Regions from separate parts of the Homo sapiens genome. Here all the other regions are linked to region 1. A link is a loop called in an ENCODE intact Hi-C map of the cell type or tissue named here. Cell type or tissue: dorsolateral prefrontal cortex. All regions are shown on one strand.

What was found. Hi-C counts contacts between places; a loop is a spot of excess contacts. Peaks named below come from ENCODE experiments on the same cell type or tissue, not always from the same donor. Only the 100,000 strongest peaks of a DNase experiment are listed, where the experiment ranks them.
Region 2: a loop joins it to region 1, with 5 times the contacts of the local background. A loop is called at or near these places in 6 of 110 quality-filtered maps.
Region 3: a loop joins it to region 1, with 12 times the contacts of the local background. A loop is called at or near these places in 3 of 110 quality-filtered maps.

What each region holds. Positions count from the first base shown.
Region 1 is chr2:176,633,642-176,641,641 of GRCh38, forward strand. It overlaps LINC01116 (long intergenic non-protein coding RNA 1116), which reads right to left and starts at 3,968. Exons shown (of 5, transcript NR_188023.1): 1 at 3,821-3,968. LINC01117 (long intergenic non-protein coding RNA 1117) reads left to right here and starts at 4,113. Exons shown (of 4, transcript NR_110599.1): 1 at 4,113-4,367; 2 at 5,850-5,932. RefSeq lists a silencer at 4,578-4,627 and an enhancer at 4,788-5,302. In dorsolateral prefrontal cortex, CTCF peaks have their summits at 4,696 (motif pointing left) and 4,895; a DNase peak (open chromatin) is centred at 4,680; H3K4me3 peaks cover 1,169 bases; H3K27ac peaks cover 461 bases; H3K27me3 peaks cover 7,753 bases.
Region 2 is chr2:175,685,717-175,693,716 of GRCh38, forward strand. All of the region lies in intron 3 of LOC107985962 (a long non-coding RNA gene), which reads right to left. Among named protein-coding and RNA genes, the nearest start is that of LNPK, 310 kb to the right of the region's middle. In dorsolateral prefrontal cortex, CTCF peaks have their summits at 4,604 (motif pointing right) and 4,839; no DNase peak of the experiment used is centred here; H3K27me3 peaks cover 2,746 bases.
Region 3 is chr2:175,247,591-175,255,590 of GRCh38, forward strand. No RefSeq gene overlaps it. Among named protein-coding and RNA genes, the nearest start is that of ATP5MC3, 70 kb to the left of the region's middle. In dorsolateral prefrontal cortex, CTCF peaks have their summits at 4,038 (motif pointing right) and 4,244; no DNase peak of the experiment used is centred here; H3K27me3 peaks cover 3,384 bases.

The DNA.
Region 1 (8,000 bases):
CCTGACCTCGTGATCCGCCCGCCTCGGCCTCCCAAAGTGCTGGGATTACAGGCGTGAGCCACCGCGCCCGGCCCGGGCTTTTCTTTTAGGCTCTTTGACCTAGAGAAATGAAGCTTGGAACAGGGGATCTGCAGGCACTAACTTGTAGAGGAGAGTCCCAGAGGTGCAGGTATCATGCATTCAGTGAGCTGGGAAACTCTAGCCCGGGAACATGGAGTCACTAAGTCTTTCAATGTAGGAAAGGAGCCCCAACTGTTAAGGCAGCTAGCCAAGCAGGTGACAAACTGTTGCACTTCAAAGACAGGAAATCCCTTCAAACGTTAAATTGTAAGGACACAAAATGACCTACATTCAGGAAAATGGGGAGTCAGTAATTCCACATCAGGCTTGTTCCAGTTTATTGAAGCATGTCTGGTGGATATTAACTGGTCCTAAGGATCCCACTCTAAGTGAATGGCAGCCTTTTCCACCAGAAACCCACATTTTCAACATCTTATTTTTAAAAAGTCATTCGAGTTCACATCAGATTGAAGTTATTATGTAAGGACTCTCTCTGGGACAGTTTTCAACCCTAAAATTAGTCTAGTTTAAAATTACAATTACTCAGAATGTTTAAGAAATCTATGAACATGTTTAAAAAATCTTCTGAACATCAAAACTAAGAGAAGGCATCAGTCTACAGTGCAGTCTTAGAAAACAACTGATGGATTGCTTAAAATTGGAAAGACAGCCTAGAAGTGCCACAATATCAAGGCATAGGACTTCCTAGTAGTTTTACCCAGCTCAGAAGGCAAAGTCTAGATGGATTTCCTGCCAATCCCCAAAACTACCTAGGGCTGTGGATGCAGCAGTTTGAAACATGTGTCAATGCTAAATACTTGTCCAACTGGCTTGAAATAAAGGGAGGGCTGGGGGTGGGGATGGTTGAAGGGGGCAGAGAAATGGCATATGCTTTTCTCAAGGCAGGGCCTCTGTCCCCCAGCACTCGAAGAATTACTGAACAAATGTGTTAAGTGGGAAGGAAATGGATGGGTAAAAGCTAACTTCATCTCAGCACAAAAGAAGTTGTCCTTCCATGCTTACATTTTCAAAATGCAAAAATCCAAAAAGCATCGATATTGGAAAATTCTTGGGAAACTGAAAAGCTTAACCATATTCCATAATTTTATTAATTTAAGACCTTCCAAGCAGGGAGGTCAAACTTAACTCTGCTTCCAGCTTACAAAGCACGTCAACTTATTTTGTATGTATAGCTATAAACTGTTTGCAAGTTTCCTCAGTCAGGTACTCGGGATGAATTATGAATGGAATTAGCCAGCCTGACTTGGAATTTCCTCACTTTTACTGGTCTTTAAACAAGATTTTTATACATTCATATGTAATCGATGGAACCAACACATGAAATGGCCCTTCACATAAAACACTCTCTTTTAAAGTGATTTTGCAGTTAAGGAAACCTAAATATGAACTTCTGATGTGGAAAAGGTAGTTTTTATATGCTATTTAGAAACTGATCTGAAAAACTGATGAGCTGACCACAAGATTTCTGTCAGAAACTGAAATTAGGATTATATTTTAAAATACAATTGTAAATGCTTGCTTTCTTTTATAAAACCAATCTGCTTCTCATATTCCTAGCCTTAGTCACACTGAAAATACATAAATTTGGTATTTGGTTATTGAGTTTTGAAGTTGCAAGGCAGGATAATTTAGATATTCATAAATACAGAGCATAAGAAAATCCTTCCTGAGTGCAAAACTATCTTTAAAATAATCATCCAAAGGAGTGAATGCCACACCTCCTGATTTAATTTTGGCTATTAGCTATTCATTCCTTAATATACATTCTTCCACATAAAACTTGCACTGTCTTAAAACTTGCCTACAAACTGGCATGTCCAAATTGTGTGCATAAAAAATAAGATGAAGATCGATGCCAAGTTTTCAAGAAAGAAATGAATTTGGATTGTTTATTACACCAACAAGACACATGTTCAAATTTATCCCCTGTATATAAAAAGATTAGTATAAAATATTTCTCAATTGTTTATGCAGAAAGTAGTAGGGAACAAATTCCAATAATTTTTATCACATAGCTGATATAGCTAAATATTTGGAACCTTTAAAAGAAAAGTGCTAATTAAAATACATATAAATTTTTCAAAGTTTAAAAAGCAGTTGGAAAAATACTTCTACCACTTAGAACACAATTACCTGCACAGCTTAATAGTCTTATGGATTTCAGTAGTAAAATATGTTTAGAAACATCTTGTCTTTTCCATTCCCTCAAACACACAGTGGGCTGAGAATATAACTCTTCATAATATATTAAAAAGTATCCACCATCTTGAGAAAACTATATATTATGGTAATAATTTTTACATCTGATTATGCCATTTTTAGACTATGGAATATAGTTTCTGAATTCTTTTGGGGGGAGGGAAATGGTGTGGAAAAACTACTTTTAAAACGTGCTTCTATCTTCATTTAAAATGTATAAATTCTCAAGTTTCTTAACAAAAAACTTTGATCCCACTATTTTATATAGACTGCATTTATAGGCTTGGAAATCCTGTTCTCTCTATTAAACTCCTTAGACAGGATTATATTAATCTTACTTAAAAGAAAAAACTACTTACAGCAAACATGGCACTCAAAAGAATTAAAAATAATACTTGCAATATTTTAATATTTATGAAAATCTGTTTTTTGAAAGACAGATGAACTTAGAAATGTGAACACACAAAAAAATACAAGTATAAAGTTTCCTTTCGAAACTTTTCCTTTCAAAGAAATATTTATCCCACATTTCTACATGCAAAACTTTTAGTGTAAACTATTGAGAAAATCCTAAATAGTAAAACATTTGTTTCTGTAAGTCCATAAGCACTTGCTGTACATACTCAGAGGCAGCCCTGGCCCACTGTATCCGCAAATGCATCTGCAGGGGGAATGGTTCCAAGCCAGTCACTGAGTGTCATCTGTCCCTTCTCCAGGGGCAGGGACATTGAGTCACAATGAAATTTTATTATTTATATACATTATTTTAAATTCTGTTTTTCTTAGAGCTCAAAGCTTTGACAGTAAATGTCAAACCACACTGAAGTTGACTTGTTAGCTTTTGTAGCTAGCCTTACTGCTGTCGGCTATTTCAAATTGCAAATGACAATAAACAGGTGGTTTTTTCTTTTAATCACTAAAGAACATCCCTTTTCATATAGCTAATATAACAAAAAAGTCTAAAACATGGGCATATAATTCCCACTGTAAATTAATTATAATTATTTCAGGCTTAAGTATTAATAGTAAGTGAATTCTTTTCAAGAGATCCTTGGCGGTTCCATTTGCCCTTGAACATTAACCCTGCCACCTCAAAACTCAATGCCTTTGCACTTAGTCTAGAAAATTAAAAATACAACTCGTCCTCATCCTAGTAACCTGCGCAAGTCTCTACAAGAGACTGGAGGATCTACGTGGTAACTAACTTTAACTTACCTCTTCTAGGCTTTATTAACGAGTTTATCAAAAAATATTAACTTTCAGGCAAGATGTGGCTAATTCTTAAATGCAGCTTAAAACTTTCGACATCCCCTTGTAAAAATGATGCCACGAAATGTGCCACTGTCCATTTATTTCCCATTTCACTTAACGCATTAATATTGACCCTTCGGACAGCAGCGCTGGCATCATTTTGGAGCTGCAAAGCAAGACGTGGCGCGTTGATGAGCTAAAAAGGACCCGTCTTTCTCTGGGCCCCTTACCAACATCTCTCTCCCTAGAAGACAAATACTTTTCAGATCTCGCACCCCTCTTTACAAACCTGAGCGGGGCTTTCGGGGTAAGGGGAGGCAAGACTTTGGTGGGAGCTGCTCGTCTTCAGCAAAGCGAGGGCCGGCTGCAAAGGCGCAGGCTGGCAGTTCGGGTCATTTCCTGCCGATTCCCCATTCCCCTCGGAGCAGCTTGGAGAGGAAGTCGGACTTCTTTTCCAGGCGGAGCCTCCACGATGGGCGTGGGCGCCTCGTGCGTGGGCCGGGGGCCTCGTGCGTGGGCGGGGATCGGGGCCTGGGAAAAACGGGAACCCGGTACCCGCCCGCGCCCTCGCGCGTCGGCCAGGAACCTCGGCCCCATGCGGGCGGGCCAGCGCGGCCAGGAGGGCCGGGAAGAGGGGTCCCCGGGGCCCCGGATGCGCTGAACTCCGGGGAGGGGATGGGCAGGAGAGAGAGCACACTCCTGGAGCCGCGACGTCCAAACCCGGACGCACTTGAACCCGCAGCGAGGCCCGTGGCTCGCGGCCTTCGGAGAGCACCCGCGCCCCGCGCAGACCGGACGCCGGCCTTGCCCGATCCTCGGCATCCTTCGGCGGGGCGGCCAGTCCCAGGGCGCTCGCTGAGGGCCACACCCTGGCCCCAGAGTTTAGCACCGCCGCGGGCAGGGCGCTCCGCTCCCGGACCCCGAATCTGAAAGCGGAGACCAAGGGCTGCCTGCGGCAAAGCTCGACATACACTTGATTTTCTTCCGATTTGGAGAAAATGTCACGGGCGAGAGCAAAAAAAAAAAAAAAAAAAAAAAAAAAAACCCTAACTGTAAATATTATTTGGAGGTGGGCGAGGGCGCGGCGTGCGCGCGGCGGCGGGTGGCGGGCGGCGCGGGCGCCCTTGCGGGGATTCCCGGTCTCTCAGCGCGCCCTAGTGGACGCCCTGCCTTTCGCTGGCTCCCCGTGCTCGTTACAATCTGCAATATATTATTTCTTCCGAAGTATTGACAATGTGTGAGACTCCAGTAACCCCGGAGCTCTCGTCTGTAATCAGCACATTTATCCACATTTAAGGGGGAAAATCCGAATTAAATCCCCGTGACCCTGATTGGGTTACAGTGTCATTTTCCCTGGATCCTCTTTTAAATCCACTCCACACTGCTTCTCTGTCTATTACATGCTAATTTAATTTTACTGTGGAAGATATTTTCAGGATTTGCTGAGGACAGTAAATTTTGTAGTTTATGTTATTTCACTTTTTATGACTTTTTAACACTTAATAAAATTTTATTAGAGCACTTTTGTGTTTACAAGGCCACAAAACTCTTGGCAGGTTGTCAGAAGTCCTTTTTATTATGATCCTACTGATATACTGCGAGTAATGAAATAATCATGTCCAGAAATGTATCAAAGGCCAGAGGGATTATCCCACTTAATAGCTCCACAGATGCGCCCAGAAGAATGTGGACGCGCGACAGGACGGGCTGAAAGGCTGCAGGAGGAAGCAGGCAGCCCCGGCTCCTGGCTTTACCATTTCGGTTGCTTTCCTAAAAGGCTACATGCAGGGTCATGTGACTTTCCGCGGTCTCAATAAAAAAAAAAAAAAAAAAAAAAAAAAAGAATTTATTCTATTGCAAAATGTGCTTTTCTTTTTATACTCCTTGTGTGGGCATTTAAGACTGTTCTAGTGGCAGTGGGGTTGGCTGTACATATCCATGTCAGTCACCGCGCCCGGCCCCACTTTCTTCTCATTTCTAAGTGTACTTTTGTGGCATTTAAACTGCCGATGGTGACTTTGGTGTTGAGCGGTGTTGTTTCCACAGCCCACACTGAAGGCATTGGGAGGGACCCAGGAGGGCACAAGGTGTTTTAAGGCCCTTTCCCACCTGCCAAACACCTTTTGCTGTTGCTTTTTGGTTTTATTTTGTTTTGCGAAACCGGGGAATAGTGACTTAAGGACTCGGCTTTCTGCCTTGTGCCAGAGAGCCACAGTACACTGCTTTTATTTTTATTTTTTGGTAAGACTTGGCTATAGGAAGGACTGAGAATATAGCTTTCATTTCTTTTAAAAAACATTTCCTTTTCTTTTAAATAGATACGTGATCATTTAACACACGGGTGTTAAGTTCATTCTTGCTGCAAAAGAAGGCCATTGTACCTCCTGACCCTGAAAGCAAGGTGGGTGGCTTTGTTTTATAATTAAATTTTCTGTCTTCAGCTTCATATTTCTCTTTCTCTGTTATTTCCTAAAGAGTGTGTCAAAGTGATAAAAGAGGTGAGGAATGGACTCATAAACAGAGTGATTTTGAAATTACTGTTGGTGTATCCATAGCACGTGTTCTTCTAAACTTTGGCTTTTAAGGATTTCAGCAGGGTTTTTCACAAGCAAGTGTGTGTGTGTGTTTCATGTTCCAACATATCACATTAGGATTTTGTAATCTGTCACTGTTTAAAACAGCCTCTGGGAAGCGCGCCTCTCTCTGGATTGCCTCCATCACACGTGTGTTCTCTCCCATTCAGAAATACATAAGGCTGCTCATGATGCTCTTTGATTTCAACTTCAAGGAAGCAGTTTAGTTTTTTGTATGTCGTTTGCTAACCATGGACAAAATTTAGCACCTGGTCTAATAGTCTTCTGTGTGTCTGTGATGGCCTAGATTCTGAAAAGAGCTTACGAAGGACTGCAGTCCTACCTTAAAAATAATTATGTCCTGAGATCATTTGGGCAGCCATTTATCTCCTTTTCTGGTATTTTCTATTTGCAAATATGAGTCAGTTTTTCTTTCTCTTTTTCAAATTATTTCTCTAACAGTTAAAGAACTAGGAAAGAAAGTGATGTTAGGCCCTGACTAAATATTCTTCCTTCATTCTGCTTACTACTGACGGCTTGTTTTCTTTGCCTTTTACCACATGAGACACAAGATATGAGACGGAGCAGAGAAAAAGGTTCTGATGTTAGCTCTCCAAATTCCAGAGTGTTTTGCATAAGGGAATTTATGCTCAAGTTCAGGAATCAAGAGGAACATATTAATTTTCATTCTGCTATGAAGTGACAGTTCAATTTTATGAGTAATTTGTGTCTGGGACAATTTAAATAATACTTAAAAGCCTGCAGTAGCTTTCAAGTTAAAAATCTATTGTGTTCAATTATGAAGTAAACCTCCCCAAGGCAGATCCATTTAATGCATCAAAGTATGTTTTTAACTCTTATTCAAAACTCCAAGAGATTGGCTTAAATATGGTAACTGATGGCACACAGCTGTGTTAATGGAGGGCTAACTAGTGTCCACACCGACTTCACAGTCCCTTCTCAAGTCTTCAGTGATGAAAGGAAAGAAAAGAGTGAAGCCTCAATCTTTTCATCTAGAGAATCGATCTTCAAAAACAGGAGTAAAGGAGCCACACCAGAAGCATGCAATGGTCTCCTCATAAGAAAACGTGCTGTTACAAAGCAGTAAGGTATTGGTGATACCAGGGCAGACCCTAGAACCACTTTGCTTGTTTCCAATCCAGTTCTGCTGTCTATTACTGTGTGGCCCTGGACAAGTTATATAACCTCTCTGTGATTAGTTTTTTCATCTGTAGAATGAGACTGATGCTAGTCCCCCCCTCCTAGTTTTGTTGAAAAGTTTAAAGAGTTAATTCATATGAAATGCTTAAAACAGACCCTGAGTGCTTCTTAAAACAAACTCCTGGAAGACTGACATATCCATCACCTAGCACAGTGCCTGGCACATAGTAGGTCAATCAATATTTGTTGGATGAATATTGGATGTTATTTCATTGAGTGCCCTAGTTGGTTCAGGTGTGACCCATGAAGCAATGACTGAAGCACTCTCAGCCTCAGGTGTGGACTTGACTACTGAGAGTGGGCAGCACTCCAAGAGAAGTTTTATCCAACTGCAATTTTACTTTTTCTACGGATTTCTATGTTGTCTTCTTGATTAACAATTGGGTTATAAAGCTTTTGAGAAAAGAGCATCCGAAATTTTGAGGGGTCTCTATAGCACTTACCACAGTGCTTTGTACATAAGTAATAGACAATTGGTAAGACAGTATGCCACACATATCAGAGCAGTATGCATTACAGTCTTTTATTCAATAAACGATGGTTACAGGCACTATGCGAAATCTTTTCCATACATTGTTTCATTTTATTCACACTAATTTTCATACAGGTAGTTACAATCCCTATTGTATAGGTAAGGAAAATATGAGGCTCAGAGAAGCCTAGTGACTTTCCCAA
Region 2 (8,000 bases), 950 kb before region 1:
AACCACTGTCCCATAAGCTCCTTTCTTAGAGCAGAGATGGAGTATGTCCTGGACATCTTTTCTACTTCCCTCAGTAGCTAGCCAAGTGCTGGACTCTCTTTAAATGATTGAAGCATCCCCTTGATGAGACCAATGTCTCTTGACTTCCACCATGTCCCACCTAGCACAGCACCAAGCCTGGGAGGTGGCTGGCAGAGCTTCATAATGGCATTGCAAGTAGGCAAGCAAATAACTCAGGAGTGTGGTGAACTAATGCCTGCATTAGGATGGTAGAAAAGCGCCTGGCCTAATGGTGTTATCTTTCTTTTGAAATTCTATTATCAGACGGGTCAGGCAATGGCAATGCTGCAGGAAAGCATGAGCCCTGGGTAGTTTTGGGTCGTTAAAAATTAAACCTGTAAACGGGTTGATCTCCTCTGGAGGAGGGCCTGGCGCAGCCCTGGAGGCTCTGGGCTGAATCCTCACCACTGCTCCATCTCCTCCCTTTCTGCCTTGCCTGGCCTGCTCTGGCCACCTTGACGCCTCACAGCAGCACCAGGTCTGGAAAGCACCGGAACCCGTATGTGTTGAATTAATATAAAATAAACTTTATAAAGCATAGTGCTTTAGAGAGGTAGTGTTAGCAAAGACATGTCAAAATGTTCACTTGGGGTTGAACAGCAGGACAAAATAAGATATGTTACCAGCTCGAATGCTTTTATATATATAAAAAGATCTATGGAGTCCTTTTAAGTTACAAATGATGACTTAAGCTATTTAACAAAAAGGTTGGTTTTAAACAACAAAACAAAACAGAGGAGGTACAATTGATGATTTTTGTTTTAACAAGCTGAATTCCTCCTGGCTTCTCCTGGCTTAAGTCGTGGTTTGTGTTACCAACCAAAAAAATTATAAGCAGCTAGTGCAATCGTGGTTTCGATAAAACTCTCTGAAGTAATGATGATCCCACCTTATTTAGACAAGTCAGGGGTCAATATGGCCTTATTTGCTTCTGTTTTTCATTAGTGGCACTCTCTCTGTGTAGCATCACACTTCCTACCAGCTCCTTGAATACACAGAGGATTCATGCTTCAGTTCTGCATGTATTAAGAATGCAGCCATAGCAACTACTAGCATTAATGAACTATTTGCTTATGCAGTAATAATTAACTTCCATTACATTACTTTGTGTGATTACTTTCTTAATTGCCTGAATTATGCATCCATTTAATATTTAATAACCATTCTCAGAAATCAGACACTGGTAAAAAACAAATTGCTCACAGTTTCCTTGCAATAATTAAGCTCACAAGAATAAATGAAACCTTTTAAAAACAAATGCCTTGTGATTATATCCTTGCATGTAGAACAAGATCCTAAATTAGTTATTTATTAAATCTAAATTTTAGTCCAAATAGTGCATTTTTCATTTTCACCTCGGGAAATCAACCTGCACAGTACCTGATTTCAACAACAGAATTAAGTGCCTTCTATTTTCTTTGGGAGTCACAAACTGCGTTAATATTTATTACCATGCAAAATTCAAAAGTACTTAAAATATTGTGTGTTTATATTTATTTCAACTTGGCATCTCTTTTACACAAGGTAAGTAAGATGTTTAGGTGGAGATTAAAGTGTTATGAAACGAGATCAATAGCTCTCCATTAAGATGGGCTATTGTGAGCCTCCCCATTATTCTGCTTCCTAACCACCCCGCCCCTGACACACACATACTCACACACAAACCCAAGCCCAACCATTCACCTCAGTGAAAACACACATATGCAATCTGTTTTTAACCAAGCAGAAGGAGACTCATGGCAATTTATCCTCATACATTTTCACTCACAACCAGGCAGTTTGATCTTGCCTTTCCAACTCGCCAGCTAGAGCTCTTAGAACCCCCGTGCCCTTCTGCTGGCACCCAAGCAAAGCCACATGCTGATTTGCAAAGTGATAATGCTATTATCCTATTGTACATCAGCTTCAGTTCCCTCCGGCTTGCAAAGTCATCACTGTTTTAACAAATAAAACGTGCAACTGCTTTATCGCGGGTTTTCTTGGTGAATAGATTCTATTGAATCTGGACAAGACAGCTTTCTTTTTTTTTCTTCCTGGGACTGCATCTGCAAAATTGTTCTGCCATTCCACATTGATTATGGCAGCTATGTACAGACGTGTTTATCTGAACCATAACCATGTTAGGCTTAAGCTACAGGGACACTGGGATATTATTTACCCACTGTTACCCTGTGCATACATAATATACACAAAATAATGTGTGTCGCATGAAAAGAGGGAGGGAAAGTTTAAAGCATTTTGTACCAAATGGGCTCATCCAGAAAAATAAGTGCAGCCTAAGAAATTACATATGGAGTGCCAAGTGAGTAACTGAGATGAACCATTTTCCTACCAGCGAGGAGAATCTTTTTCCAAGGCATGGAAATAGCCATGGGGAAGGGGTAGCACTGGGGACGGGGTTGATTTGTGGAGAAAAACTGGAGTTTAGGGTGTTGCAAGTCAACAATGGCTGTTATTCTGAGTTTCTAAACTGAGCTAAATTGATGCCAATCTTGCTGACTGTTGTTACAGTGGGCAGAGTCATTAGGATTTGCTTTTTAAATGATCTCTCAGCCTGTAAGGCTGAGAGCTGCTAGCAAGGCAAGGTTAGAGAGAAAATGATAGCAGTATGTTGATGCTTCACAGACCTCATGATAGTTTCCGTCTGTCATTATTTACGTCTGACTAGATGCGTCATGTCAGCTACCTAGAAGGCACTTTAATATGAAGCTCTTGTTTGCCTCCACTCTTGCGCAGCCAGACTGGGATACTATTATTTTTGCATCACTACACTTAGGTGAAGCTTGCTTCAATCTTTCAGTAATGACACACAAAAGAAGTAAAAATGGTTGTGTCCAAGTTATTATACATGCTTGTATTCTAACAGGCCTCGTCAGCATTGCTCAGAAAAAGAAAAAAGTGAATTTAAATCAATAAACAGACATTTATTAAAAGGTCAGCTTAATTCTATTTGTTCCAGCTCCTTTGCCAACATTTTAGGTAAAACTATTTTTCTTTGGCTTTGGATTAGTGTCATTGTTATTGGATGGAATCACTTAGGGGGAAGCTATAGAATGAATATTTGATCAAATTTGCTCATGTTGCTTAATATCATCTTATATCATTTTTATAAATTTTATCAGCATCACTGTAAATAAATCCACATGAAAAGCTTTCATTTTGTATCTATATTATTGGCATCACTAAGGACACATTTTTAAACAATGTGCATTTATCTGAAAACTATATATAGAGAGAGAAAGGCCTAATAACAGTGATTCTGAAATCCAAGATGGCTATTTTATACATCAGAAAAAAAATACTATTATGGCAAAAAATGAACGAGGATATTGATGTTTTCTTTCATCAAGATTGTCTTAACAAATGAAGCTACCACTATTCTATAACTGTCCCTAGCAGAGAAAAGAAATGTTAATTGAAGATATTCTAGAATGTTGAAATTTATTGACACCATTTCATACTGAAAACTGCAACATAGTTTTAGCAGGAGGCACATTTTAACAATGCCAAAATATTCTAGGTGACTTTTTCTTTGTGCTTTAAAAAATATAATAAATATAAGCAGATTTTAGTATGAATGAAACAATCTACAAATATATTTGTAAATACAAAAGCATATAAAGATATACAATACATCAGTAATAACACATAAACAGTTTGCAATTTTTTATATGCATAATTTAGTACAAAGGCTTGAAAAGGTACAATTTTAAAAATAAAATAACTCACATAGACTCATGTAGACATTTTTTAAAATGTGCCTTAGGAATGACATGTTTATAAAGTTTCCACCAAGATTCTATATTTAAACAGTAAATAGCATTGTCACATCCGGAAAATGAGTTATTACTCTGAATTAAGAAATTTAGATAATAGAGAGAAAAAAATGCACAACCATTCTGCCTTCTGAACTTTAAGCATTTAACAGAATATCATGACTGCTGCAGTGTTAACTGAACAGATTTCTATCAAAAGTCTGGGGCATTCTGAATTAGCTGGAGATGGCTAGTACTTGATCTCCTTATTTTGACAGAATAAGTGCTTATATTCTTGAAGTCTTCACAAGCCATGTAAGCATAAAAGTGTGATGATGGAGATCTCTTTTCCGTTTTAAAGATCAGATGCCAGCTTCATGAGATGATATTTTCAGGTTGATGCATTTGTGTTTGTGGCATATTTTTATAAATTTCAAGTATAATGCTTTGTCAGGACTAAATGAAATGCCCTGTGCATACATATATATACATGCATATATATACACATGTATATATGTGTGTATATATATATGTGTGTGTATATATATATTAGAATGCCTTATAATTTGCATTTTTAACCACTGGGCTCTCATAAACTACTATGACAAATACAGTAATTTGAAATGGAATCAATCACATTCTCTCAATCCCTTAAAATGTTTAAATAGTTACATTACAGCACATATGTTAAAATACTTTTTTACAAAATGGTTTGCCCAAGGCATTTTTCTTACCTCTTGCCCAAGCTACATGTGAGTTATGGCAAAAAATGAACAGTAGGTGGCAGTCAAACCACTAAACTGCCTCAAAGCTTCATTAACCTTAGACTCTTGTTAAGAGTAATAGGAAAGTAGTGTATTTTTCCATTTTAAAGAATTCATTTTATAATTAATCTTGAAATACATTTCTAAGGTCCCAAGCTGCTGAAATAGTGAGCTGATTGCATCCTTAAGCGAATGAGCTCAGATAAAAGTGATTTAATTCAAGAACCATTTCTGCTTTGTCTCTGTGACTTTTTTCCCCTTCATTTCTCTGTTATTACTGTTTTAATGTGGGTCTTTATGCAGTTGTAGTTGTGGACATGATCAGCACATTCTTGGGCTGAAGCCCAGGGCTGTGTAAGCCGTGCCTGCATATCTTCATGCACGTTTTAAATAACCTGCAAGAGCTATTTCCTCCCCTGATCTTACAGACCACACGAATATAGTCCCTTTCTGTGCATCAGAAGATAAACTAGTTTATAGGAAGAAAATCCTAGAGAAGTAACTGAAACACAGAAAGAACATCCTCAAAAGCAGAGGATTGTGAACAACTAAATTTTCAGACAATGGAAGTAAAAATTATTAGTGTGAAGTACCTTTGGAGGCCATGTTATCTACATTACAGGAAGGGCTTCATCTGTTGTGCTCACCATGGTCCTCACGGTTGAGAACAGCATGCCAGGCACACAGTAAATGTTCATTAAATATTTTCTGGACGAATCAATGAGTGGCCAAAATCCAAGTCCCACTCATTTCTCAGATAGTCTATCCTGAAACTTTTTGCTACTGTCTCAGCTCTTCACAATGATAAAGCTACATTCTCACTCTCCACTGCTGTCCTTTCTCCAAATGTTACTGTTAATCACTATCATTGGGAACTGACATGGCACCACTAACACAACACAGCAGGACACAATTCTAGTCTGGTCGATTTGGAATGTAGATGATGCCTTTCCATTGTGTTACTGGCCACAATTGTTTCTAAAAATCTAAGTTCATGCTACAGAAAGAGCAAACTATTTAAGTAGTATTGGCCTAAAAGCTAAGTCAACTTGATCAACATATTTACCTGCCCATGCTGTAGTTTCCTCATCTGAAATCAGAAAAAAACAGAGCCTACTTTATAGAGTTATATGTGTTTCAATATTGTTATTATTATTATTATTATTATTTTCAAAGGCTTTTTCTGCATCTATTGAGATAATCATGTGGTTTTTGTCTTTGGCTCTGTTTATATGCTGGATTACATTTATTGATTTGCGTATATTGAACCAGCCTTGCATCCCAGGGATGAAGCCCACTTGATCATGGTGGATAAGCTTTTTGATGTGCTGCTGGATTCGTTTTGCCAGTATTTTATTGAGGATTTTTGCATCAATGTTCATCAAGGATATTGGTCGAAAATTCTCTTTTTTGGTTGTGTCTCTGCCCGGCTTTGGTATCAGGATGATGCTGGCTTCATAAAATGAGTTAGGGAGGATTCCCTCTTTTTCTATTAATTGGAATAGTTTCAGAAGGAATGGTACCAGTTCCTCCTTGTACCTCTGGTAGAATTCGGCTGTGAATCCATCTGGTCCTGGACTCTTTTTGGTTGGTAAGCTATTGATTATTGCCACAATTTCAGATCCTGTTATTGGTCTATTCAGAGATTCAACTTCTTCCTGGTTTAGTCTTGGGAGAGTGTATGTGTCGAGGAATTTATCCATTTCTTCTAGGTTTTCTAGTTTATTTGCGTAGAGGTGTTTGTAGTATTCTCTGATGGTAGTTTGTATTTCTGTGGGATCGGTGGTGATATCCCCTTTATCATTTTTTATTGTGTCTATTTGATTCTTCTCTCTTTTTTTCTTTATTAGTCTTGCTAGTGGTCTATCAATTTTGTTGATCCTTTCAAAAAACCAGCTCCTGGATTCATTAATTTTTTGAAGGGTTTTTTGTGTCTCTGTTTCCTTCAGTTCTGCTCTGATTTTAGTTATTTCTTGCCTTCTGCTAGCTTTTGAATGTGTTTGCTCTTGCTTTTCTAGTTCTTTTAATTGTGATGTTAGGGTGTCAATTTTGGATCTTTCCTGCTTTCTCTTGTGGGCATTTAGTGCTATAAATTTCCCTCTACACACTGCTTTGAATGCGTCCCAGAGATTCTGGTATGTTGTGTCTTTGTTCTCATTGGTTTCAAAGAACATCTTTATTTCTGCCTTCATTTCGTTATGTACCCAGTAGTCATTCAGGAGCAGGATGTTCAGTTTCCATGTAGTTGAGCGGTTTTGAGTGAGATTCTTAATCCTGAGTTCTAGTTTGATTGCACTGTGGTCTGAGAGATAGTTTGTTATAATCTCTGTTCTTTTACATTTGCTGAGGAGAGCTTTACTTCCAAGTATGTGGTCAATTTTGGAATAGGTGTGGTGCGGTGCTGAAAAAAATGTATATTCTGTTGATCTGGGGTGGAGAGTTCTGTAGATGTCTATTAGGTCTGCTTGGTGCAGAGCTGAGTTCAATTCCTGGGTATCCTTGTTGACTTTCTGTCTCGTTGATCTGTCTAATGTTGACAGTGGGGTGTTAAAGTCTCCCATTATTAATGTGTGGGAGTCTAAGTCTCTTTGTAGGTCACTCAGGACTTGCTTTATGAATCTGGGTGCTCCTGTATTGGGTGCATATATATTTAGGATAGTTAGCTCTTCTTGTTGAATTGATCCCTTTACCATTATGTAATGGCCTTCTTTGTCTCTTTTGATCTTTGTTGGTTTAAAGTCTGTTTTATCAGAGACTAGGATGGCAACCCCTGCCTTTTTTTGTTTTCCATTTGCTTGGTAGATCTTCCTCCATCCTTTTATTTTGAGCCTATGTGTGTCTCTGCACGTGAGATGGGTTTCCTGAATACAGCACACTGATGGGTCTTGACTCTTTATCCAATTTGCCAGTCTGTGTCTTTTAATTGGAGCGTTTAGTCCATTTACATTTAAAGTTAATATTGTTATGTGTGAATTTGATCCTGTCATTATGATGTTAGCTGGTGATTTTGCTCGTTAGTTGATGCAGTTTCTTCCTAGTCTCGATGGTCTTTACATTTTGGCTTGATTTTGCAGCGGCTGGTACCGGTTGTTCCTTTCCATGTTTAGCGCTTCCTTCAGGAGCTCTTTTAGGGCAGGCCTGGTGGTGACAAAATCTCTCAGCATTTGCTTGTCTGTAAAGGATTTTATTTCTCCTTCACTTATGAAGCTTAGTTTGTCTGGATATGAAATTCTGGGTTGAAAATTCTTTTCTTTAAGAATGTTGAATATTGGCCCCCACTCTCTTCTGGCTTGTAGGGTTTCTGCCGAGAGATCCACTGTTAGTCTGATGGGCTTCCCTTTGAGGGTAATCCGACCTTTCTCTCTGGCTGCCCTTAACATTTTTTCCTTCATTTCAACTTTGGTGAATCTGATAATTATGT
Region 3 (8,000 bases), 1.4 Mb before region 1:
CTTCACCAAAGAGTCCTTCTCCAGCATGACAATGCTCCTGCTAATTCCTCTCATCAAACAAGAGTTTTCAGGGGGAAATCATTAGATATTCATGTTCCAGTCATGATTTGGCTATTTCTGATTACTTTTTGTTTTCTAATCTTAAAAAGTCTCTAAAGGACACTTATTTTCCTTCACTTAATAGTGTAAAGAAAGACTTCATTGATGTGGTTAAATTCTCAGAAATGTCAGTTCTTTAGGTATGGACTAAAATGGCTGATATCATCACTTACAAAAGTGTCTTGACCTTGATGGAGTTTTTTTGAGAAACAAAGTTTATATTTTTAAATTTTATATCTTAATTCCATTTTCTACAAACTTTTTAAAAGTCCCCTTGTGATTAAGAAGGTTGAGAACCCTGTTACAAATGATCACTCTGAGATTCTTTAAATAATTTCTAGAGATTTTCAAGTGTTTTCTTAAATGTTCTCAAAGACATCCACTCAAAATTAGAAGTTTCTCTCATGATACTGTCTTTGTAAAATATTTCCATTTTTGCTGGGTTCAACATTTTGGAAGAGAATCAAAGAAACACAGGAAGTATGAAAGGCACTCTGACTTTATCAAACGAAGATATTTATGGAGAGAAAAATGGGACTTTAATTCAGTATTGAAAGGTCAATCAGCAGGATGTGTTTTATTTGGCTTTCTGTTTAAACCATGATTTATATCTTTGGGAGGATATAAAGTGCGTATCCCCTGAGTATCCATTTCTTGCTCTTGTTTGACTCTACTTTAACACCGAAAGGAGAATGCTTCCTTTACTCCCACCCTTGCTGAATGCTGCTCAAGAAGAGTGGGGAACACGGCTTTCTTGTGCCTCTGTACAAGTAGAGCAGAAGAACCTGCCATGGAGATCCTGTAGAGGTGGCCCTCTGTGGATAAGTGAATACAGGTTACATTGGCTGCCAACTCTGGCTTCTCTCTTTCTCTGCTGAGCCCCATCTGGGCCTCTGAAGCTAGATTTGCATTCAGGCAAGGAGGAAGAGACGTGTTCTCCCCTTCCTAGTGTAAACCTCGGTGGTCTCTCTCTGGATCTGTGACAGCCTGGTCTGAGCCAAGTGGTTGAGTAAATATTCCTTAGTGGAGTTAGTAGGCAATATGGACTCTTCAGTTTATTCAGCATTAAAGATTATAAGGCATACATTTTAATCTTGCTTTCTGATATTGTGACTAGACAAGAGTAGATTTTTATGTGTGTTTTACAATTTTACAATTCTCCCTTTCTCTGGACCTGAGTGGTAATTTGATTTGCATCTGGTATACATAAAATGCTGTTCTTAATGCCAGTATGCTCACTTCTAAGAATACCTTTCTTCCAGTTAACCAAGCTTGTTGGAATGTATATAAAAATAAGAGTAAATAGACTATAAATGAGGTACCAAGGAACTTTCTCACAAATACAGTGGTTGAGCTTTGACCCGATTTATTCTTATTTTTTAGATGCCTTTTTAGTTTTCTTCTGGTTCCTTGGTTGTTGCAGTCTGTAGAATGAAGTAATCAGATATGTGAGACATAGTTAAATAAAATATTACTGTGCTTTTGAAAACATAGTTAAGTCTATTTTCTCAATTGTTGACAAAATCAAGAAAATAACACAGTTTATTAATGTGAAGTCTAAAGGTCAGGTGGCCCAGATTCCATTCCAATTAAGAGTTATTGGAATAGAATTTGTGGAGTTGAACATGACAATTTCATCCACCTGTATTACCCAACATTGAAATGCAGTTGAAATTGAGTAGATCTCATGGAAGGTTTTATAGAGGCAAAATGTTTGCCAAAGCTTCTATTCAGAAAAATAATTTTTTGTCATTGAATGGGTTTTATAGTTGTAAAAACATAATAATTTCATATTTCTGATCTTTATTCTTTAAGATGTAGGTAGCACATATTCTATAATAAAATAAATTGACTTTTTAACTATGGAAACAGTAATTTCATATATATATTAAAATATAGGTAGTATCTTTTCCATAATAAAATAAATTGATGCATTTCTACATTTTTATTCAATGTTAAAAACAAATATAAATCTTTAGAACTAATTTCTGTACCAAAACATTTTTTAATGAAAAGTTGTCAATTGTAATAGTTAACAAAGACAAAATTGCAGGTGTCTTTATGTTCTAGCATATAAGCTTAGGTTGAACATTCTTACTGTCATGTCACTGCTCTTCCCTGTAACCTTGATAGATCGCCCCTATAAATATCTCTTGGGGTGAAAAGTAATTTAATCTGCGGATCTGTATATTACCTCCTCATGAACATCCTATCAATTGTGCCAGAGTGCTTTCATGATATGCACTGAACTGAAACCATCAAACTGATTTCACTGAGGATTGTTAGTTAGACCAGAATCTTTGGTCTCAACTCTGTCATTAAATTTTGCTAAAAGGTTGTGCACTTATGCATGGAAAAAAGCTAAGTTTGTGATTTGGTTTCAAAAGATTATCTGCTTATGGTCTGGGTGACTCTTGGGAACTGTATTATTCATTTGTTTTTATCTTGAGGCTGACCTAATTAGAACCCAGGTTATAGTTCTATACAATAACAGAACTCTCATCACTTCCTGAATGATCTTGAAACTTGGAGTTTTGAGAAAATAGCCCATCTTTTAAGCACCAACCTACTGGATAATGATAGAGTGGTCCCTTTTGGATCAAAAAAGTCTCTGAAGAGGACAATGCCTACATTTGCACAATTTTAGCTGAATACTAGATGGAGGTCTCTCAAGATCCTGACTAGAACTCTACCTGGCCAGTTCCCTCATGCCTTCTCTCATTCATTGACAGAACCCTTTGTTGAAATTTGTCTACAGCTCTCAGAAGATTTTGATTCATTGGGAGCTGGTCAGAATAGGGTATTGTGAAGTATAAATATGAAGAAGCCATCCAAGACAACATCATTAATAAAAAACTAGATTATTTAAATAATTTTCTTGATGCCTTTTTATTAAATAGTTCTCAAGAGACAGAGGCTTTTGAGCCTTGCTGGAAGAAACACTCTTTTCCACTAACTAGTGTATAACTTGGGGACAGTCACTTAAAATCTCTGACCTCTGTTTCTGTATTTGTCGAATTAGGTTGATAGTCTCTGCTCTATTTCTAGGGTTGTTAGGATACAATATGATAATAAATACGAAAGTATGCTTCAAAGTTAAAAGAGCACTCATATATATGAGTACTCTGTCTCAGAGATTCCACTTTGAATATTTTTTCCAATTTTTTTCTTTTCTTTCTTTCTTTTTTTTTTTTTTTTGAGGTGGAGTCTTGCTTTGTTGCCCAGGCTGGAATGCAGTGGCACTGCAGCCTCCACCTCCCAGTTTCAAGCGATTCTCCTGCCTCAGCCTCCTGAGTAGCTGGGATTACAGGTGCCCACCACCACGCCCAGCTAATTTTTGTGTTTTTAGTAGAGACGGGGTTTTGCTACATTGGTCAGGCTGGCCTCGAACTCCTGACCTCAAGTGATCCACCCACCTTGGCCTCCCAAATCCTGCTAGGATTACAGTCGTGAGCCACCTCGCCCAGCCCCAATTTTTCATGTAATATATATATTACATTGAGATGGGAATTATGTCTCAGAAAGTAATTTTTATCAGATGGTATGTGGGGTATTTGTTGTATAGGAATTATAGGGGAGAATGAAGTAGTTTGGGTAGCTACTAAATCTTCACTATGTCTCTATTAAGTGTTCCATTTTTATTTATGTAAGCTGTTGGTAATAATTTGTATAAGTGATGTTATAAATTACTGTGTATAACTCTGGCAAATATTTATTTTAAATACAAAATAGCTCAATTTTCCATGATGAAAAGACTAATTAATTCAACCACAAAATATCACTTAATCTTTAAGGGGAAAACTGGCTAGCTGTAAACCAAAACATTGGTTTTATTGCATAAGTGTCCAACAATAAATTTAGATCTAATATAAATGGCAAAATTGTGGTAATAATTGTATTGCCCTCATTCTTAAGCTCTCTGTAAATTTGTCATCTTTCACTACCAGCAGAGGGAGCCCTGAGAATTAAATCGTGCCAAAATGGCTTTGCTAATTCTTATGCGTTTACACATTTAGCTCATAATAAAGAAATAAAACCCCATCACAGATTAATGGAAAGTCATCATGCTTGGATTAGGCTGTAGATAATTTCATTCCAGCCTACCGATTATAATCAGCTTCAATAGAGGAGGAGTAGCCTGCCTCCACTCTGCCATTAAAGCCTCAGCTGCAAACTTCCACAGCCAACGAAGTTCAGTAATATAACAACGCACAATCTACCTCATAGAACATCAGAAAGAATACACTCCTCAAACCATAATTTTATCAAATAAACTATAACAGTATTATGAATTGTCTATTAAGCCACATGAGAATTGGAAAACATACACATTGTGTAATCAGTTTTTCCTAATTTAAACATAATTGTCCATATTTTATAATGTATTTTAATAGACAAATAAACTAAAATAATATGAATTAAAAATAAATCATGAAGTTCCAGCATTTATGACTCAACGTAAAGCTTCTTTATAGTATCTTATCAAAAAATGGGTTTTCCAAACCTCAAGGAAAGAGCCTGTTTACAGAGAGCATATTTTCATTGCTTTATTTCCTTTAAGTAGATACCACAGTGCAATACAATGCATATTTTATGCACCTGTGACTAAAAAGGCCTATTGAAAATGGAGACTGCAATAAGTGCACTTTGATATTGCATAGCAACTCTCATTTTAACAACGATGCAGTTTTTATATATATATATACTTCAAGTTCTAGGGTACCTGCACACAACGTGAAGGTTTCATACATAGATATACACGTGCCATGTTGGTTTGCTGCACCCATCAACTCATCATTTACATTAGGTATTTCTCCTAATGCTATCCCTCCCCCAGCCCCCCACCCCCTGACAGGCCCTGGTGTATGATGTTCCCTGCCCTGTGTCCAAGTGATCTCATTGTTCAATTCCCACCTATGAGTGAGAACAAATGATGCAGTATTTTAATATTGGCATAACTGCTAATCTAATATCAAAAACACCTTTCTCTTGGCATCAAGAAATTTACAAGTACATGTCTTTGCCTTCTAAGAGCTTACATAGTATAGTTAGAAATCCAACAATGATTGATTCTCTCCTTCATGATAAGAATTTACTTCCACAAACATTTATTGCGTACTTATTAGGAGCAAGGTATTGTGCTAAGTGCAGAGGAACAAATGTGAATGACAGCATACCTTCTCATAATCAATAGACTAAGGCTGGTAAGTCAGTGACTACGAGGCAAGGTAGTACAGATATAATGAAGGCAACCACTCTGCTGGGCTTTACGATTATTGAAGGCAGGTAACATGTCTGATCTTTGTAACTCCAGAACACTCTGACACCTAGCACAGTGTTTTGCATATAGTTAGTGTGCAATAAGTATATACTGAATTAATTAACAACATGTGAGATACATTAGTAAAACATCTTCTTGGTAATTAAGTGACTTTCATGTTTCCTACTGCTTCCTCTTCCCATCACTCCAGTTCTCTTTTCCCTAGTTCTCACAACTTGTGGGATAGCCGTGCTTTCCTTTTCTACAACATAGCAGCTGAGCAACGTAATAATTGATGCTTGATGATTTTCTATTCCCTGGATAGAACAGCTATTCTCTATGCTGTTAAGGCTTGAAATTCATGAGATGGATGTAATAAAACAACAAAAAGTACACAACAAAATAGTAGTGACAGGCATTCTGCTAGGCACCATACATTCATTATCTAATTTGATTCTTAAAATAACTCTCGTTATTTCTATTTTCAGTACAGAGATCTTGCACAGAAAAGTAGCTTGCTTCAGGTCACAGGGCTGGTAAGTAGTAGAGCTCAAATTTGAATCCAGAACTCTTTGACATCCGACTTCCTGTTCTGAATGACTGCACTATATGGTCTCTTTATTTAGGTTGCTTAGGGGCAATTTGAATTAGTAATGGAAACATTTTCCTGGAAGAGATGGTCTACTTCATCTGAAAATACTATGAATAAAAAATTTTAATGCATAAGATACACTTAAGGTTTTAGAATTATTTTATGAATACAGAAAAATAGTTTACAGAAGTACAAAAGAATCAACAACAGATAATGCTTTTTAGCAACGTATTTCTTTTAAAAATAAGAAACTAAGAAGTTTGATTTCTTTAATAACCAGAACACCTTAAAATGTATTTTCAGATGCTCAGCAGACCCCAAAAGACTCCCCCAGTCCTGGACTGCAGTGCAGTCTGCTGTGGAATGCTTAGCAGCTTTGTTTTCCCGACTAGACTCATTAGCAGCGCCAGGTGGTAATAACTATCCAACTGATTTGTAGTAGTAAAAAAATCTGCCTGAGGTCACCATGGACTCTTTCCCCCATTCTTTGCTTCATCTCTGACCTGATACGCTTTTGCAAAATAATTATGCATGGCAGGAAGTTGCCATACAACAGAGAAGGATTGTTGTGTCCTGGGATTATATGGGATCTCAGATCAAATAGGTTTTGTTGTGTGAAGAATAAATTGGAAAACATGGTTTTCCCAAGCATAGCACAGTAAAATTTATTTCTTGCCTTTTCTTCTTTCCTGTTTATTTCACCATTAAAGACCCAGTAAAGAAAATTATTCACCAATTTGGGGAATGTTATCATTAGTGTTTAGCATCAGCACAATTATGTAGATTCAAGAAACAAAAATAGCTCCAGGGTCTGTCCAAGTTAACTCAAATAAAAGAGTGGATATTTTAAAATTGACTTTTTTTTTTGACACGTTATACATTGTTGTTCATCAGGTAAAAATATAAAGTAGTGCACGAAAGCAATAAGCACTTAACCATTCTTTATCTAGGAGGAATCTTCAGTTAGCTAAATTTTGTTCATGCTTTTTTTTTCATTAAATAGAGAAACATAAGGGTAAATAATTGTGAGGCTATGTTTTAAAAAGTAACTTTCCACTATCTTCCAAAGAAAATATAGTCAAACTCCTAAATCTGCATTCTCCAGTATAGTAGCCATCAGCCACATGTGGCTATAAAGCATCTGAAATGTGATTAGTTCAAATTGAGATATGCTTATGTGTAAAATACATAGTAGATTTCAGAAATGGAATGTGAATAAAATAGAATATAAAATAGTTCATTAAAAAGTATTATATTGGCTGGGCATGGTGGCTCACTCCTCTAATCCCAGCACTTTGGGAGGCCAAGGCCGGTGGATTACCTGAGGTCAGGAATTCAAGACCAGCCTGGCCAACATGGTGAAACCCCATATCTACTAAAAATACAAAAATTAGCTGGACGTGGTAGCACACGCCTGTAATCCCAGCCACTTGGGAGGCTGAGGCAGGAGAATCGCTTGAACCGGGAGGCAGAGGTTGCAGTGAGCCAAGATCGCGCCACTGCACTCTAGCCTGGGCAACAAAAGCGAATATCTGTCTCAAAACAAACAAACAAAGTATTATATTAATTGCAGGTTGTAAAGATAACATTTTGGATACGTTGGGTTCAATAAGACATATTATTAAAATTAATTTACCTGTTTCTTGTTACTTTTAAAAACGAGGCTATTAGAAAATTTCAAATTACATGTATGACTCATATTTTGTTTCCCTTGTACAGCAATATCCTAGGGTTTTACTTTGTGACATCATTGCTTCTCGAGAACCAACTGACCACGAACAGCAACAAGGTCTTCAATCAGAATTAAAACTCAATTCAAAACACTTTCGAAGAGCATTTGGAGATACATATTAAGAGACTGCAGTGTCTAAACTTTTAGAAGTAAAAATGCCATTTCTAGTCCTATGTCCTACAAATTCCATTTCTAGGTATATACCCAAGAAAAATGAAAATGTATGTCCACATAGAAACTTCTGCAAAAATGTTTCTACTAGCATTATTCATAATAGTAATGTGTGGAAACAACCCAAATGTCCATCAACAGACAAA